2 separate regions of the Homo sapiens genome follow, and region 1 is linked to region 2. Evidence: read pairs that join two places in POLR2A ChIA-PET (ENCODE). Cell type or tissue: PC-3. All regions are shown on one strand. Links, peaks and the distances in the headings refer to the core of each region. The heading gives the core; the rest is flanking DNA.

What was found. Peaks named below come from ENCODE experiments on the same cell type or tissue, not always from the same donor. Only the 100,000 strongest peaks of a DNase experiment are listed, where the experiment ranks them.
Region 1: POLR2A ChIA-PET joins it to region 2 with 9 read pairs; 1 of 35 experiments calls an interaction of 5 or more read pairs at or near these places.

Annotation. Positions count from the first base shown.
Region 1 is chr2:67,974-75,795 of GRCh38, reverse strand. No RefSeq gene overlaps it. Among named protein-coding and RNA genes, the nearest start is that of FAM110C, 25 kb to the right of the region's middle. RefSeq lists an enhancer at 7,556-7,822. In PC-3, for the core only: no CTCF peak of the experiment used is centred there; a DNase peak (open chromatin) is centred at 3,965; H3K27ac peaks cover 1,339 bases.
Region 2 is chr2:1,680,781-1,684,780 of GRCh38, reverse strand. PXDN (peroxidasin) reads left to right here. Exons shown (of 23, transcript NM_012293.3): 5 at 630-701; 6 at 1,054-1,125. Among named protein-coding and RNA genes, the nearest start is that of LALTOP, 57 kb to the right of the region's middle. In PC-3, for the core only: no CTCF peak of the experiment used is centred there; no DNase peak of the experiment used is centred there; H3K27ac peaks cover 23 bases.

The sequences.
Region 1 (7,822 bases), core at 2,159-6,158, 1.6 Mb after region 2:
AACGCTTTAAATTGTGTCTGTGGGAGTATAATATTCAAGTGTAATGAGGTTAGTTGCTCAAGTGAGTTTCCTTGAGCTGATGGTATCTGCTTGTCCTGAATTTGCTGTCTGAAATATTCACCAAAAGGAAAATGTTTAAATGTTTAAAGAAATTTGAATTTCTGGGTAAGTAGACACTTGAAAAAAGTCATCATGATTGCCTCCTGCTGTTGGTTCCAGCACGTGCTAAGCACTCATTGCTATGTGGAACGCGTAAAAGCCCTAAGGACCCATAAAAATTGCCCCCTCTTCTGCTACTTTCAACTGCACAGTCCCCTGACAATCTTTAGGTTTCTAGGGCCCAGCGGTTTGTTTCTGACCAACTTTGGGTTTTTTGACTGCATGGGTCCTGTCCAGAACAATGAGCCAGAACAGTGACCCAGAGCCTAAGACTGTGACTCGAACTTGCTCCTGCTCCACAGCATCAGGACAAAGTGTGCTGTGGGGGTTCAGACTCACCATGCATCCCCTGGCTCCCAGGGTGCCTATGTCGTGAGTAGACATATGTGCAGGCACATCTGTTTGTTTTGGGTAAGTCATTGCCTTACTGTTGGGCAGCCAGCCAGAATGCTCACAGCTTTATACAGAAGAGACTTGAACCCAAAATTATTTCTTTGATGGAACCACAGAATAATTTATCCTTTACAGTTACGTTTGTTAACCCCCAAAATTTGAGACAGGTCTCAGTTAATTTAGAAAGTTTATTTTACCAAGGTTGAGGACATATACCCTTGACACAGGTTCAGGAGGTCCTGATGACATGTGCCCAAGGTGGTCAGAGCACAGTTTGGTTTTATACATTTTAGGGACATATGAGAAATCAATCAATATATGTAAAATGAGCATTAGTTCGGTCCAAAAAGGTGGGACAACTTGAGGTGAAGGCAGGACAAATTGAAGCAGGCAGGGGACTTCCAGATCACAGGTAGGTGAGAGACAATTCTTCTGAGTTTCTGATGAGCTTTTCCAAAGGATGCAATCAGATATCTATTTATCTCAGTGAGCAGAGGAGTGACTTTGAATAGGATGAGAGACAGTTTGCCCTAAGCAGTTCCAAGCTTGACTTGTCCTCTTAGGTTAGTGATTTCAGGGGCTCCAAATATTTTCCTCTCACACATCTATACTCACAAACATAAACATACTGAGGCCCTTAATAATTTATTGCTTTCGTACATTTTCTAATTGGCTTAGTCACTGAGCTTGCAGGCAGAAGACAGCACAATGCAATCACTGAGGCCAGTGCTGGTGCTGTCGCACAGATTTTCATTTCACCGTCCTCACAAATGTGAAAGAGCTACATCAGTCAATTTTCAGAATTACTTTAGTTTTTAAAGAAGACAAGAATTAAATAATGTGTGAGGAAACTCCTTGCCAGCCATTTTAATTTTTAGAGAAACTAGGAATGTGTACTAGGGAGGAACGTCTGCATCCATGGTGCAGCCCTGCAGGTCTCACCGTACATGTGCCCGTTGCCCTGCAGTTTTGCAATTCCCTTCATTCAAGAGGTGGAGGCCCCTTCCCTACCCTGAAGTTCAGCTTGAACATAAGACTCATGGTGGCCAGAAGAATGTTAACAGACCTGGAGCAAGCAGAGGCCTGAGGAAGCCCCTGTGGATTTGTGTTGCCTTTCTTGCTTCTCTGCGATCCCTTCTTCTAGTGACAGACCTCAGGCAGTGTGGAGTCTTTTCATTGTTGTTTTAAACATATTTCCACCTGGGTGTATGGCTTATGCCTGTAATCCCAGCGTTTTGGGAGGCCAAGGCAGGCAGACTGATTGAGCTCAGGAGTTTGAGACCAGCCTGGGCAATAGGGCAAGACCTCCTCTCTACTAAAAATACAGAAAAATAGCCAGGCACGGTGGCACATGCCTGTGATCCCAACTACTCTGGAGGCTGAGTTGGGAGAGTCCATGGAGCCAGGGGTGGTGGGGGGGTAGAGGTTTCAGTGAGCTGAGATCAAGCCACTGCACTCCAGCCTGGGTGACAGAGCCAGACCCTGTCTCAAACAAACAAAATTATTTCCATTGTAACTCTAATGTTAATAGGAAAATAGTATGAGGGAAACAGACAAGGAGGGAAGATGTAAAAGGTATTGTGTATATTCTACATAAATATCCCAGAAACAGTTTGTGATTTCCATCAACAAGCCCTAAGACAACACTCCCTTCCTAAATCTGCAGTGGACCTCCTTTGTCTAACACCACAGGTGCCCTCCTCCCTTCACTTGCCTTTCAAGCTACTCTCACTGAGAGCAGAAATGCCATCTTCCCTAAGTTCTCTTCTACTTGCCATGGCTCAGCCTCTCTTTGTGACTCCTGCCAAGGACCTCCGGGGCACTTCTCAGGGTGCTGTTGACAGCTGCATGCTAAGGGCAGCTCACCTGCCTGCCAGAGTCACCTTGGGGAGCTCAGAGCCACAGGAACTTTCTGGGGCTTACTTGTCAGTCTCAGCCCAAGCACTCTTCCCTCTTGGTCTTGCACAGCACTCATTCTGCTGCCCCGCACAGGCGAATGCCCAGAATGGAACAGAACATAGTTTATTTGCCCTGCCCTCACTGCATTATACTTTAGTGACACAGCTAAGATGACAAATGTATTTTCAGGGAGGATTTATGAAAACCAGGCATTAGTTTGGTGTTATTCTATTACTACGTAGGAGAATTGGATGGAGTATCCTTTTTTAACGAAATTGTTTACTGTCAAAGAGAAACAACACCAGACACATGTTAAAGGTAGCAAGACAGATTTTATTTAGACTACTGCAAAAGGGGAAAGAGACTCCAGGAAACACCGAGCTCAACCCCAGCTAAGATGAAGGTAACTGGGGTTTCTAAATGGACAACAGAGAGGAACCAATACGGGGCCATGAGGAAGTGAGAAAGGGGGAACAAAAAAAGGGGTTGGGGTACAATGGGGAACCAAAAGAGAGGGCTGTGTGGAATAGAAAATGATGGAGGGAGTGAACGGAAGATTATTAAAAACATTTATGGTTGTGGGTTGGGACTGAGTACATTTTGCAGTTTCGCAGCGTTGGATTTGTTGAGTGGACTCATTATGGCGGGGTCGCTTAGGGGACACAGCCGAGAACAGTTCTGGAAGCATGGCTGAGGTATGGTCGAATCTCTCAGCAGTGTTTAGGCAAGGCCTTGGCTCTTCAAGGAAGTTCAGAGTTCATATTACAAATACCAGAGTATATGGATGCAGGTTGTATTAGTTTTCTACTGTTTCTGTAATAAATTACCACGTACTTTGTCACTTAAAGGAACACAAACGTATTATCTGAGAGCTCTGGAGGTCAGAAGTCCAAAAGGGTCCACAGGACTGCATTCCTTCTGAGGCTCTGGGAAGAATCTCCCAGTGGGCCTCTTCCAGCTTCTAGAGACTGCCCAAATTTCCTGGCTCACAGCCTCTCCTCCATCATCAAAGCCACTACCATGGTATCCTTTCTCTTCTCTGACCTCCGCTTTTATCCTGACATCTCCTTCTGACTCTGACCCTCCTGCCATCCTCTTGTGAGGACTCATGTGATGATGTTGAGGCCACCCAACAACCCAGGGTGATCTCCCATCTCAAGGTTCTTAATCACATCTGCAAGTCTCTTTTGCCATATGAGGTGACATATTCTTAAGCTCCAGGGAATAGGATGTGGGCATCTTTGAGGGGCTATTATCCTGCCTACAATAATGATTAACAAAAAAAGCAAGTGGTGACTTCTGAAGTGTAGTTATACGTAGACAAGATCTTAACCACAGCGTGTCAGGATTCTTTATCCTTACCTCAAATATCTATGATTGAGAAGGAGGGTGTTCTAAGTTGTTCATTTGGCAGTCTTTCTAGCTCCTACAATAGAAAGAATTCTGAAGAGTGTACCTGAAGCTACTGCACAGGTATGCCTCTCTCTACAAAGAACATTCTGTGGAAGGATTTGCAGACCTCAGAGAAGCTTATGGTTTTTATGATTCATCCTATGATGAATCATCTCAGGATAATTGTCCTCTAGTCTATTTTGGATTCTTTATGTTTTTATATTGTTAAAGTACATGTATCAGCTATCTATTCACCCAATAATGCTGCAAAATAGACTACCTCAAAACCCAGTGGCTTAAAACAATTATAATCTAAGATTGCACTCTACTGTCTGTTCAGCTGGTAATGGGCTCACTCAGGTGTCTGTGGTCAGCCTCAGATTGGGTGGAAGCTCTGCGATCCTGCTGGGATCACTACTTGGTTGGGAGTCAGCTGTCTGCAGACTTGTCTGCTATGATCTTGGCTAAGACAGCTGGCTGTGCTCCATGTGGTGCTCACATGCACATGCCTCTCCCATCCCTTGATTAAGTTAGTCTGGGCATGTTCTCAGGATTGCAGAGAAGCAAGAGAGGCAACACAAACCTACGAGAGCTTCCTCAGGCCTCTGCTTGATCCAAGTCTGCTAACGTCCTTCTGGCCACCATGAGTCTTATGACCAAGCTGAGCTTCAGGGTAGGGAAGGGGCCTTCAACTCTTAAATGAGAGGAATTGCAAAACCACAGGGCAATGGGCACAGGTACAGTGAGACCTGCAGGACTGCACCATGGATGCAGACGTTCCTCCACAGTACACATTCTTAGTTTCTCTAGAAATTAAAATGGCTGGCAAGGAGTTTCCTCATGCATTATTTAACTCTTATCTTCTCTAGTAGGGAGAATAATTCTCATTGATTGACGTGGCTCCTTCACAGTGCATGGATGCAAGTTTCTCACCATGGAGCCCAAGGGAACCCTACAGCACGAGAGATGGAGTTTTAAGAACAAAAGTAAGTGCTCATCTGCACAACTGGAATATCAATTGATTACTTTAGAAAATCTTCCTATAGACTTTCTTGGAAAACAATGTAGTTGGTGAGTAGTGGAGTTCAAGGACTCCAAGCTACCACACAGGTAAAGTTCTCTCCTAAATACCACTGTGGAGATTGCCAGAAATGTGCTGCCTATACCCTTAGCTGCTTTCAAACACACTTGCTAGCTTAGGAATCTCAAGGTTTCAGAATCGAGGGAAAGAAGATAGCTGAAAATAAAGGGAGAAAGCAAAGAAACTACCAACTATATCAGAAACTTTTCCACATATGGTCCTTGTCAATCCCTATAGAACCATGTGGGGAAAGTCCAATCATCTGAACGGTACTGATGAAGAGTTATTAAGTTTCATCAGTCCGTTTAACAAGTAAGTGACAGGGCCAGGCTTTAGCCCGAGACCATCGGCTTTAAAACCATTGTCTTTTCCAAAACCTTGCATTAATTCATAATCAGAGCCTGCTATATGTGGTCAGAAATTACAGCCAATGCATCCATGTGGCTACTTCTCCATGGTCTGTCAATGTCTAGATTGCCCAGAAAAAATTAGCTCAAAGCCAATAAACTTCCTTCTAAAGTACAAAATAAATTATTACATTGTAATGATTTCTAAAAATACACCTTTTATAGGTAATTTATTAATTAGGTTCCTGTTTAATTAATAACCAGTTCTTAGTCGTTGGTTTTGGAAACTTCCTAGTCCTTTTGATTCAGAGGGGACTGCAGTGTTTCTTACATGTGACACCATTAAGCTCCCGCTAAATCACACAGGCTGCGTGTCACTCAACCACCCACAGTAAATACGCCAAGCCATCGCCCTTTTCCCAATAGTGCCTTCATTTATTGGAAAAGCCATGGGCAAAACAATTAGGTTTGTTGATGTAGGTCCTTAGGCTCCAGAAACCTCATCTGTCCTGTCAGAACAAGTTCAGGTAACGTATGACTGCCAACTGCCTATATAAATCACATTTATTGAAGATTAACATGCACACAATGCCTTTAAAGTTTTATAGAGAGAATTACAAACATGTGACTGCAGTTTGACACCAATGTTTTCCTCCACCTGGGTTAAAATGTCACCATTTGAAGTGTTAAGATTAAGAACACCAGGTTCCTGTGAAGAAGGAACAATTGTGCTACTTTATCATTTTGACCAGCTTCCCATAATTTTCCTAAGGAGTCTTTGTGTGTGGACCAAAGATTTGGCTTGCTTCGGTGCCCACTGGGTAACCATGAGATAATGTTTCCACACGAGGAGCTTCTTGGACTGCCCCTCATAGGGCCCAAAGCAACCTCAGGCAGGTGTGTGGGATCTCCACTCTCCAGTGGCCCTGGCCCTGCTGAGGGCAGGTGCCTCCGGAGCCCTGACTTCCGCACAATCCTGGTGTTTTCTGTTCCGGGGAAAATGACTCAGCAGCTTCTTTTGTACCAGGAAGTCTCTTTTCCCTTTTTTTTTTTTTTTTTCTGATGAACTTCAAAGGTGCCTTGGGGTAATTACGTGAAAGAGAATAGAAAGCTAGTGAAAGTTCAGAAAAAGTGATGGGAGTGATTCAAAGTGCTAAGTAAATAATAAAACAAAAAAAGTTAAAGGAAATTATTAAAAGGAAGTGTTTTCTCATTATTATTGTAATACATTTTTATAAAGGGGAAAATGATCAGTTTTTCCATGAGTTTGTGAAAATTAACAAGAAGAATCAGGCTTAAATTAAAGCAGAGATATTTTGGTCAGCTGGAGAAAGGAATGCTGATATTTTCACCATTAAGATGAGTTACAATGATGTTTCTCTCTGTTGTGAGCAATGCAGACATAAAATACAGAAAATGTAGCCACCATTCATATTTATTAATAAAAATTTAATAAATATTTCATCTCTTTTCAACTTTTTTAAACACTAAAAAAGGCATTTTGTTGAGTTATGTTGTTCTTTTTGGACAAGGTCCTCTGAGTCAGAGTTTTGCAGGACGTTCATTGCTGTTCTGTGTGTGACACATGGGTGAGAAGGAGTTTTGCTGGACATTCATTGCTGTTCTCTGTGTGTGACACACGGGTGAGTGGGAGTTTTACAGGACATACATTGGTGTTCTCTGTGTGACACACAGGTGAGAAGGAGTTTTACAGGATGTTCATTGGTGTTCTCTGTGTGACACATGGGTGAGAAGGAGTTTTGCTGGACATTCATTGCTGTTCTCTGTGTGTGACACACGGGTGAGTGGGAGTTTTACAGGACATACATTGGTGTTCTGTGTGTGACACACGGGTGAGAAGGAGTTTTACAGGACGTTCATTGGTGTTCTCTGTGTGTGACACAGGGGTGAGTGGCATTTTTGCAGGATGTTCATTGCTGTTCTCTGTGTGTGACACACAGGTGAGCGGGAGTTTTGCAGGACGTTCATTGCTGTTCTTTGTGTGACACACAGATGAGCGGGAGTTTTGCAGGACATTCATTGGTGTTCTCTGTGTGTGACACGCACGGGTGAGCGGGAGTTTTACAGGACGTTCTTTGGTGTTCTGTGTGTGACACAGGGGTGAGTGGCATTTTTGCAGGATGTTCATTGCTGTTCTCTGTGTGTGACACACAGGTGAGCGGGAGTTTTGCAGGACGTTCATTGCTGTTCTCTGTGTGTGACACACAGGTGAGCGGGAGTTTTGCAGGACGTTCATTGCTGTTCTTTGTGTGACACACAGGTGAGCGGGAGTTTTGCAGGACGTTCATTGCTGTTCTCCGTGTGTGACACATGGGTGAGCGGGAGTTTTGCAGGACGTTCATTGCTGTTCTTTGTGTGACACACAGGTGAGCGGGAGTTTTGCAGGACGTTCATTGCTGTTCTCTGTGTGTGACACACGGGTGAGCGGGAGTTTTGCAGGACGTTCATTGCTGTTCTGTGTGTGACCAGGGGTGAGTGGCATTTTTGCAGGACGTTCATTGCTGTTCTCTGTGTGTGACACACGGGTGAG
Region 2 (4,000 bases), core at 1-4,000:
AATTGTTGAAGTATGGTAAATGGAAAGAAATAGAAACACTGGGTATTCTGTACAATCAACGACACCCGAGGAAAGATGGTCTCTTATTTAATGCTTCAGGACTGATGGAGAAAGTTGTGTGACATTCTTTTTGTGTTTCCTTTGTGGTCTTGAAGGATATCTTTGTATCTGATAATATACTCTGTGTCAAAGTATATGATGATGCCCCTGCCAAATTTATACACGAGTTAAAAGATTTGAGGGAAGGTATTCACCTATTTATGTATGTGCTATCATTAAAGTTATCCTTTTGATTTTTGCTTTTTTCCATATATTTTGGAAGTGAAAATGGCCGAGTCAGGCCAGGCCAGCACTGCCCTTCTCACGCGGTGTCAAGGACCTCAGTGAGCACCTCTAGGCCTCCCTCGCCCTTATCCAGTCACTAGGGTGGACATCTGTGCCTAGTGTTCAGTTGTATTTATTGAATCATTTGATAATTTTATGTATTGTTCATACAATGTAGGAAGTCTAGTGAGTGAGCTATCTATTGATATCTGAATTTGAAATGACTAGGAAAAAAATTTGGGCAAAAATCTGGATCTAAGAAAATAAATTGTAAGTTATACTTTTTTTTCTTTTAACTCCTCTAGATACCTGCACTTTAATCAGATAGAAACTTTGGACCCAGATTCGTTCCAGCATCTCCCGAAGCTCGAGAGGCTGTGAGTTGTGTGTTGTTCCTTGCCTTTCCATTCACAGAGCCCAAGCCTCAGTCACTGGCTTGGTTAGATTAAGGTCAATATCTACCAAACACCTGAAAACTGTTTCAATATAAAATCCATATTTCTAGTCTAACAATTTGGAAATAGGACTTATAATTTTCTCTTTAATTGAGAGTGTTGATAAAACAGGAAAAAAAAACCATTTCTTTTGTTTTCAGATTCATTTGTATTAAATAAATGTAATCACTGAGATTTTTTTAAAGCTGATATATATTTGACTGCTTATATTCTTTTCTACACATTTTAAGAAATATTTTTCAAAATTGGTTTGTTATAAAATCTCTTTCAACAGATTTTTGCATAACAACCGGATTACACATTTAGTTCCAGGGACATTTAATCACTTGGAATCTATGAAGAGATTGTGAGTATAAAACCTTTTGTGTTTTCTTTGCTGCAAAGCCTTCTTTCTCTCTGTTATCTATTCACCTGGTTCTTTTTCAAGTATTGTGAAATGTTGATAACAATCTGATTCTGAAAGAATGAGAATATATGGAGGGTGGATTGAATCCATTAGAGAGCAAAATGAAAAACATGTGGCTCAGACAATGTGGCAAGTAGTTAATCCTTTGATAGGCAATTAAGACTTAAAAAAATTTTTTTTCAGATAGGGTCTTGCTCTGTTGCCCAGGCTGGAGTGCAGTGGCATGATCACAGCTCACTGCAGCCTCAACCTCCCGGGCTCAAGCAATTCTCCCAAAGAGCTGAGTAGCTGGGACTATAGGCACATGCCACCATGCCCAGCTAAGTTTTGTAATTTTGTGGGTTTTTTTTTTTGGTTTTTCTTTCTTTTTTTCTTTTTTTGTGACAGGGTTTTGCCATGTTGCCCAGGTTGGTCTTGATTTCCTAAGCTCAAGCGATCTGTCCACCTCAGCCTCCCAAAGTGCTGGGATTACAGGCATAAGCCACCATGCCCAGCCATTAAAGACGATTTAAATCGTCTTTAAATTCATCAAATTAATTTTTAATTCCAGCGCATATTTTACTGGTAGAAATAAAACCAGTGTGGAAAGAACCTCTGTGCTATATTCTGTGTCTTTCTACAGCATACTAAGGAGGCTGATCTTTACCCTTTTTTTTGAGACAGAGTTTTGTTCTTGTTGCCAGTCTAGAGTGCAATGGCTCGATTTCAGCTCACTGCAACCTCTGCCTCCCAGGTTCAAGCAATTCTCGTGCCTCAGCCTCCCTAGTAGCTGGGATTACAGGCGCGTGCGACCACGCCTGGCTAATTTTGGTATTTTTGGTAGAGACAGGGTTTCACCATGTTGGCCAGGCTGGTCTTGAACTCCTGACCTCAGGTGATCCGCCCTTCTTGGGCTCCCAAACTGCTGGGATTACAGGCGTGAGCCACCGCACCCGGCCTCCACCCATTTTTTAAGGCTTCCAAATATACTTTTTGCTTATACTGAGCTATTTCTTATAATTAAGGCATTTTAGGACTGGTGGAGAAAGTTGTGACATTCATTTTGTGTTTTCCTTCATGGTCTTGAAACCGTTAGTTTCGGTTAGATATTACTGAGTGTATTCAGTAAACTAGACCTAGAAAGAAACAGAAAATGCCAAGAGACAAGCCTAACTCCAGAGTGGTCTTATGTGATTTGTTTTATCTCTTCAGTGAAATAAAGTGGAGTAAAACATAGACCTTCAGAACTATATGTGATTTTTTTTTTCCTTTAGGATAAAAATACCACAAGCCAAACTAAAAACTACATCCTGGGTAGGAAGATGGGATGAATACTTCCATATTTGATAGATAACAGAGAGGAGAAAGAAATCACCAGATAAATGCTCTAGAAAGTAGCCAAGACAAGTTTAGGGCAGACTGGTAACAGCCTGGATTATGCTGACAGCTGCCTTCTCTCTGTTCTCAGCCTCTCTCTGGGTGTCTGGCAAGGTCCCCCTCTCCTGTTTGCTCACTTTACTAAAGTTGCTCAAACACTACAACCCCAGATTGAGATTCTGTGATAGATTTACAGAGCTGCATCAAGAGAACACGCTGTGTCCTGGCTGCTGTCTGCTCGGAGCAGTCTCTAACCTCACATCCCTGAGGGGCCCCAGGCGGAGGAGGCCACGCCAGCTGCCCCACCTCTCTAGACCTCCTGAATAGCCCTCTCTGCTTCAGAGCAGATGAAGGTTGGGGGTCCTATGCTTCCTTGGGTGCCCTGAGCAGCTCGCTCCACCAGGACCGACTGGCCAGATGCCACATACCTGACTATGACCATCTGGGTCTTGCATGTGCCTGTGGTCCTGTACTGACCTTCAGCTGTGGGCACAGGTTGGGTGCCCTGGGCACGTGGCTGACACTGTCCCCCTCACAGCCTCCTCACCTGAGAGCTGTGCACCTGCTCACGGGGGAAAGGGTGATTCTGGTCGTGAGGCCAGTTCTGTGTTCCTGTCGCCTCTGGGCTCATGTCTGGGAGAACCTCGGATGGGAGGTGTAGCCTCCCCTTCCCCTCCTGGAGCCAGCGTCGGCCCCTAGAGATGCCCTCACGCTGCCGCCCTGGTGAGCACCTCTCGGGATCCCATCCCCATCTCGGGGGTGCCCTGGGGCCACCTCATTGAGGGTTAATAGTGAGCACGTCTGTTGCAGGACTTTTCCCTAGTTCAGCGAAAGATGGGGTCCTTGTTACATGGCCACAAAAATTTAGGCTCGCAGACTATTTGAAGAGTGAGAAAAATGGGATTTATTGGGCAAAAAGGAAAAAAAAAAGGGAAATAGAGACCCTCAGCAAAGCAAGATAGTGTGTTTCCTGCCATGGGCTTCCTGCCTCACAGATTGAATTCCACCCAGGAAGAGGAGGGCCAGGCTTCTCCCCGCCGCAAATGGCACAAACCTCTGTGGGCTCCACCCCAGTGTGCACCCCTCCCAGTGCACAGGCCGGCTGGAGGGGCCTGGGGACCCCTTCCCACCTGGCTGTCTCACATCCAGCTGCCAGCCTCTTCCAACCCTTGCCCTGTAGCCTGTGTTTGCTACCTGGAACTCCTCTGTCCCCCAGACAACTTCTTCCCCGTGTGCGGAGACAACACTTTTCCCAGGGTGCAGGCACATCCTGCCCGTGTTCCCCTTGTTGGGACAGGATGTGCCACTCACTAGAAACTTTCCAGGTCAGCTTGGACCTCAGGAAACTTAGGTGTGAACCCCAGCCAGGAGATGCAGCCCCCCTTCCCACACTGCCTGGGAAGCCTCAGGCCGGAGGGAGATGATGTAGAACTGTCCTGCCCGTGATGATGGGCGTTGA